Linked DNA regions of Homo sapiens: region 1 is linked to region 2. A link is a contact called in ENCODE Hi-C or POLR2A ChIA-PET data. All regions are on one chromosome and are shown on one strand. The core of a region is the stretch at or near the end of the contact, and the rest is flanking DNA. Distances in the headings are between cores, read along the strand shown.

What was found. A loop is a pair of places that touch in the nucleus more often than their neighbours do. ChIA-PET counts read pairs that join two places held with the same protein, here RNA polymerase II (POLR2A). Pooled maps may share reads with other maps.
Region 1: a loop to region 2 is called in a map of heart left ventricle, with 2.9 times the contacts of the local background. The contact joins two enhancer-like sites. A Hi-C loop is called at or near these places in 3 of 168 maps with a recorded cell type or tissue (ascending aorta, heart left ventricle and psoas muscle) and 5 of 50 pooled maps. POLR2A ChIA-PET finds 5 or more read pairs at or near these places in 4 of 52 experiments (HepG2, MCF 10A, PC-9 and 1 more).

Annotation. Positions count from the first base shown.
Region 1 is chr5:146,047,634-146,050,559 of GRCh38, reverse strand. It overlaps SH3RF2 (SH3 domain containing ring finger 2), which reads right to left. Exons shown (of 10, transcript NM_152550.4): 6 at 2,697-2,788; 7 at 1,315-1,485. The region is part of intron 1 of LOC107986458 (a long non-coding RNA gene); the gene reads left to right. Among named protein-coding and RNA genes, the nearest start is that of PLAC8L1, 56 kb to the left of the region's middle. RefSeq lists an enhancer at 1,387-1,887. Within about 2 kb of position 1,456, at least 2 of the 41 ENCODE cell types and tissues checked have a DNase peak (open chromatin) inside an H3K27ac peak, as active enhancers do.
Region 2 is chr5:145,855,381-145,858,418 of GRCh38, reverse strand. It overlaps a transcript of GRXCR2 not described here. Among named protein-coding and RNA genes, the nearest start is that of GRXCR2, 16 kb to the left of the region's middle. Within about 2 kb of position 1,743, at least 17 of the 41 ENCODE cell types and tissues checked have a DNase peak (open chromatin) inside an H3K27ac peak, as active enhancers do.

The sequences.
Region 1 (2,926 bases), core at 207-2,706, 190 kb before region 2:
TTGGATATTTTACAACTTTGTAACAAATTTCAAGAACTTTTCTTTGAAAGGAAAAGCTATGATCTTTTATCCTGACTTTCTGCCATGTGAAGAAATCTTTTTATACAACTTTAGATCTATGAGGACTCAGGCCGACTTTGCCTGCACTCTTTCTAAAAAGAGAGTCCACCACCTCACCAGCTAGCCTGGTTGGAAAAATCTATGGGCTAGAAAAAGCTGCCTTTTATTGAACCAAGATGTTCTTGAACGTCTTGGTTTACTGAACCAAGACCAGTTGCATACACTGATCCACTCCACTGCCCCCTCTCAGAACAAATTTACTGCCCTGTTGACACAGTGTATTGTGATCCCTCTGTCCCTTGTCTTCTACAGGTTAAATAACCCCAGTTTCTTTATCGGTTTCTGCTATGATATAGTTTGCTGTCTCCTCACCATTCTTGCTGCCCTCCTCCGGACGTGGCAGCTCACCTAAATGAAGGTCCCCAAAAGTGGGCATATGACTAGGTCTGACCCGCACAGAATACAATGGGGCTCTTTCCCTGTGATTGTGACCCTCTGGTATGTCATAAAGACAGTGTTGGATGTGTGGTGGTAGCCTCACTGCCTTGAGACAGGGTTTGCTTGGGCTGATCGGGGGTGGAGGCAGGAGGAGTCATGGATAGTTTTGGGGTCTAGGTGCATTTGTGGCAGTGGTATGAGGTGGTAAGACAAAGAGGGGGTCAATGACATGAACAGTATGCCACACAATGTAAGAGATCGGGAAAAGCGGTGAGGGAGGAGGCCCTGCAGGGTTACTAGCATTTCATCTTGGGTGTGGAGGAAGAGGTAGGGGTCTCAGTTCATGGAAACTCTGATTAGGGGTCACTCTAGCAGCCTGAGAAGTTTCCCGAGGTGCTCTGGGGAAGTCATCTGACCACATTTTCCCATCACGCCACTAGATGGAGCATTGGGATAGAGGATGTGAAGTGGGGTTCCTGGGATTTGTGCAGAAGAAAACCTGACATCCAGTTCTTGAGCAAGTTGCTTAACTCTGCACACCATTTTCATCTGTAACATAATATCTACCTTAGAGGATTCTTGGGCACAGCCTGTGAGCTAAGAGATACAAAAGTGCTTGTAAGCTGTGAAGGGCTACGAAAAAGATAACTAGTTTTGCTATTTTGTTTTAAAAGAGATAGGCGGGTTATAGAGCAAAAAGCGCTTTCTTGGCCTGTTTTCTGAAAGAGCACTGGGTCTTCCACCAGTTCAACCCACAGATGGCCCCTGGCCTAGGGTGGCCCAACCTCCCAAAGTCTGGGATTGGAGGCGACACACCTGAAAATGGGGATGACGTAATTGTTTGGGAAGATGCCGACTCGCCCGGTGACCAAGGAGACGCCCCTGAGCCAGCCGTCCTGGCACTTCCCCAGGACCCTGACGCCTTCTCCCTTTTGCAGGTCCAGCTCATCGGGTCCATGGGCTGAGTAGGAGTGCAGGGCTACAAACCTGGGAAGACACAGAGAACTGGTGAGGGAGGAAGGAAGACGTGCCTGATGGGGGGCATGGAGTGGGGGAATGGTGGAGAGAGACTGCCCAGTGGTTAGCAATAAGAACCTTCTTGGTCGAGCGGGTGCGGTGGTTCTCACCTCTAATCCCAGCAGTTCGGGAGGCCAAGGCAGGTGGATCACCTGAGGTCAGGAGTTCGAGACCAGCCTGGCCAACATGGTGAAATACCATCTCTACTAAAAATACAAAAAATTAGCTGTGACTGAAGTCCACACAGGAATCAGGCAGGTAATATCCAAGTATGAGTCAGGGGGTAAAGACAATCAGGACTGATGAGGCTGTGGAGGTGGGAATAGCTACCTGATCAAAGGCATTCAGGAAACAATCCATTGGTTTGCCAGATTCAGGGATCACCAGTATATGGCCTCCAGGCATCTCAGACATCAGGAAGTCCCTCCAGACTCCAAGGACTGTGAGACATTGGAGCGTTTTATCAAAGGGAATGGGGGAGTGTTCTCTACAAGGTTTTTTTTGTTTTGTTTTTTCTTTCTAAAATGCTATATTTATTTTTTGCTGTTTACTAAACAACATGTATTTATGACCCAACATTTTGAATCTAAAGCAAGACAATAGAAATTGCTCAATACCCAATCTCCCAGTGATGTTGTGGTATATAATCTTCCAGTCTCTTTCTACTTTTGTAAAATAATGAGCTAAGAGTGATGTGGTTTGCTAATTTGTGTTGTCTTTTTTTTTTTTTGAGACAGGGTCTCACTCTGTGGCCCAGGCTGGAGAGCAGTGGGATGATCATAGCTCACTGATGCCTCAAACTCCTGGGCTCAACCCATCCTCCTGCCTCAGCCTCCTAAGTAGCTAGGAAAATATATGTGCACAACCATTCCTGGCTAATTTTTAAATTTTTTTTGTAGAGATGAGGTCTCACTATGTTGCTCAGGCAGGTTTGGAACTCCTGGGTTCAAGCAATCCTCCTGCCTCAGCTTACTGAAGTGCTGGGATTACAGGTGTGAGCCACTGCGCCTGGCCCTAATTTCTGTTTTTCACCATTATTTCACTTGGAAGTGGTAAAGGAAGGCGACCTATTGTCTCTGGATGGGATGTTTTGGGAATGGTGATGCTAGATCACCACTGTACATGGTAAAGATGACCCCTTTGTGCCAGGACTTGGGTGAAGGGATGAGCCTTTTACTCACATGTTCGCTGAGAGGTGTTGCTGGGAGCCAGGCAGACTGACCACGGCTGTGGAATGTCCTGGAGAGACAGGTGCGGGGTGATAAGTGCTGACCTGCACAGACAGAAAAGACAGCCAAGCAGAACCAATGAATGCCACAACCCAGGCCCACAGCAAACAGAGCAGCTACGTAGAAAGACCTGACACAGCTGAAAACCAACAGCCATGCCTGGTGCCACCCATTGTGCGTCC
Region 2 (3,038 bases), core at 494-2,993:
CTCTGTTTATGTTTTCTCACAGCTGTTGGCTCTTCTGACTTTTCAGAATACTAGAGGAAGGAGGGATGTTGAGAGTGTATTCTGCTTTTTTTTTTTTTTTTTGTGGGAGACAGAGTCCGCTCTGTTGCTCAGGCTGGAGTGCAGTGGTGCAATCTTTGTTCATTGCAACCTCTGCCTCCCGGCTTCCAGCGATTCTCCTGCCTCCGCCTCCTGAGTAGCTGGGATCACAGGCACATGCCACCACTCCCAGCTAATTTTTGTATTTTTAGTAGAGACGGGGTTTCGTCATGTTGGCCAGGCTGGTCTCCAACTCCTGACCTCAGGTGATCCGCCCATCTCGGCCTCCCAAAGTGCTGGGATTACAGGCATGAGCCACCGCGCCTGGCTCTATTCTGCTTTTCGACAGGAATATTCCGTCACAAATATTGTTTGAGCCCCGCTGCATACAGGACAGTATTCCAAAGTGCTTGATGTATCATGTTACCCAGAGAGGCATCATCCCTTTGGTATCTCATGGAACTTAGTTTTAGAGGAGGAGATAGATACATAAATGGATAATTGCAATGCACTGTGACAAGTGCTGGGATAGGATAATTACAGGGAGCATTTGGAGCATGCAGAAGGGGCATCTAATTTAAGCCTTAGTGGGGTTATGCAGGTTGCCCAGAGGAAGAAGTGTGAGCAACCTCAGCTTCTGTAAAGAGCCTTTAATGTTTTTCATCACATAATAAATAACCTACTAATGATCATATTTATTGTGTTCATTTCACAAGTATTCATTTATTATTGTGGTAGGAACACTTAACATGAGAACTACCCTCTTAATGAACTTTTAAGTGTACAGTATGTTATTGTTGACTATCTACAAGTATTTATGGAGCACCGAGGATGTATCAGTAGACAAAACAAACTAAATGCTCCTACGAGCTTAAATTTTGGTGAAGGAATACAGACAACTAAATATATAGATTTATGGGAATAATATATATGTTTATGCAATAAGTATAGCCTATAGAACAAAATATATACAATTATATATAGTAAGCTATATATATAACACATACATTACATATATACACACACATATATGTAACGTATAGTGGTGTTAAAAAGGACAAAAGGCTGGGCGCGGTGGCTCGCACCGTAATCCCAGCACTTTGGGAGGCTGAGGCGGGTGGATCACCTAAGGTCGGGAGATCAAGACCAGCCTGACCAGCATGGTGAAACCCCCCCTCTCTACTAAATACAAAAAATTAGCCAGACGTGGTGGCACATGCCTGCAATACCAGCTACTTGGGAGGCTGAGGCAGGAGAATCGCTTGAACCCGGGAGGTGGAGGTTGCAGTGAGCCAAGATTGTGCCACTGCACTCCAGCCTGGGCAACAAAAACGAAACTCCGTGTAAAAAAAAAAAAATAGGTTGCAATTTTTAAATTAGCTTGCAGGGAGGCTCCTTGACAAGGTGCCATTTATCAGCTTGAGACTGATGTCTAGGAATATAAATTAAAAATAAAAATAAGAAATAAGAAAAGGTGTCATTTAAAGAAAGGCCTAAAGGAGTTGAGGGAGTGAGCTGGGAAGGTGTCTGGCGTAAGACTATCCCAGGCAGAGGAAACAGCAAATGCTAGAGTCGGGAAGAAGAGCGCCTGCACCTTTGAAGAACAGGGAAGGAGCCCGCGTGGCTGGTCTGGGTGAGCATGAAGACAGCAGCGGGGATGACGTCTGAAGGGAAAGTTCGTTCTTGTGTGTCACGGCGGGGGCGCCTCCCTCAGATGCCACGATGAGAACTCGGGTTTTACTCTGAGTGAGGGCCTGCTGTGGATAGAGCCTGCTTTCTGCTACCGCCCTCCGCACTCCCTTTCAACCCCCCGCCCCCTTGCTGCTGGGGCAGGAGACGTGCAAACTACACTTTCCGGACCCCCCGTGCCCGCTGGCTTCCTGTTAGGTGCGCCAGGACACTGGGAGAGGAGAGGGAGGAAGAGCCTTCCTTTTTTTGAATCGGGTTCCCGGCGGCCTTCCCATAGGGCAGCTGCAGGAGCAGCAGCAGCAGCTAGGAATGCTGGCCGGCTGCTTGCTTCCACCAGTAGCTGCTTTACTGGCTCTGGTTGTGGGCTCGCTGAAACACCATTTTCCCTTTTGTTCCTCCTTCCTAGGGGTGGTAGTGGCTACCTGCAGTCACTAATCTTTGTAACCAATTCCCTATATTTCCTCTCTTGGAAATACCTGGAATGGTTTCTGTTTTCTTGATTGGGCACCGACTGGAGCAGAGGAGGGTCATGGTCTGATGATTTATGTTTTAACAGGCCACTCGGGCTGCTGTGTTGAGAGGAGACACCACTGGCAAGGGCAGAAATGGGAGGCCAGCTAGGAGACTATTGCAATAATCTTGGTGGCAGCTAATAGTGCCAGTGTGGTATCAGTGGATGTGGTAAAAAGTGGTCAGACAATGGATATATTGTGAAGCTAGAACCACAAGCTCTATTTACCGTCCTTTGAACTCAGGAATATTGCTATGACCCCTCGTATGCAAAACATACATACTTGAGTTCTTTGCCTATTACTGGAGACAAGTTTGCACCAAAACATCCACTTCCTGATTTGTGAACTATAAGTATTTGCCAGTGGGTTGGGCAGGGTTAGGAATAAGTTTAAACAAGGTTAACCAACTGGTACTCCACTAAGACTACAAGAATCCCTTCAGAGCTAGAAACAAACACGAAGGTTAAAAAATATCATCATAATGATGCTGTGATTAAAATAATACTATATCCTTAGAAAGCTCAAAAAAGTTTTTAATAAATACGTCTTAAAAATGTAACATCCATTCATTTATTCATTGAATAATTTTTTGTTAGATTTCTGCTATGTTCTGGACATTCGTACTAGGTCCTCAGAAGACAAAGATGAAAAAGGATTTAGTATTTATCGTTAATGAAATTACAGTCTTGGGCCTCTAGTTCACATAGTAACTGAATTTCGGCCCACAGTTTGGGGAGGACACTATAGCTACCCTTTGCTACTTACTCTAGTAACTTTCAT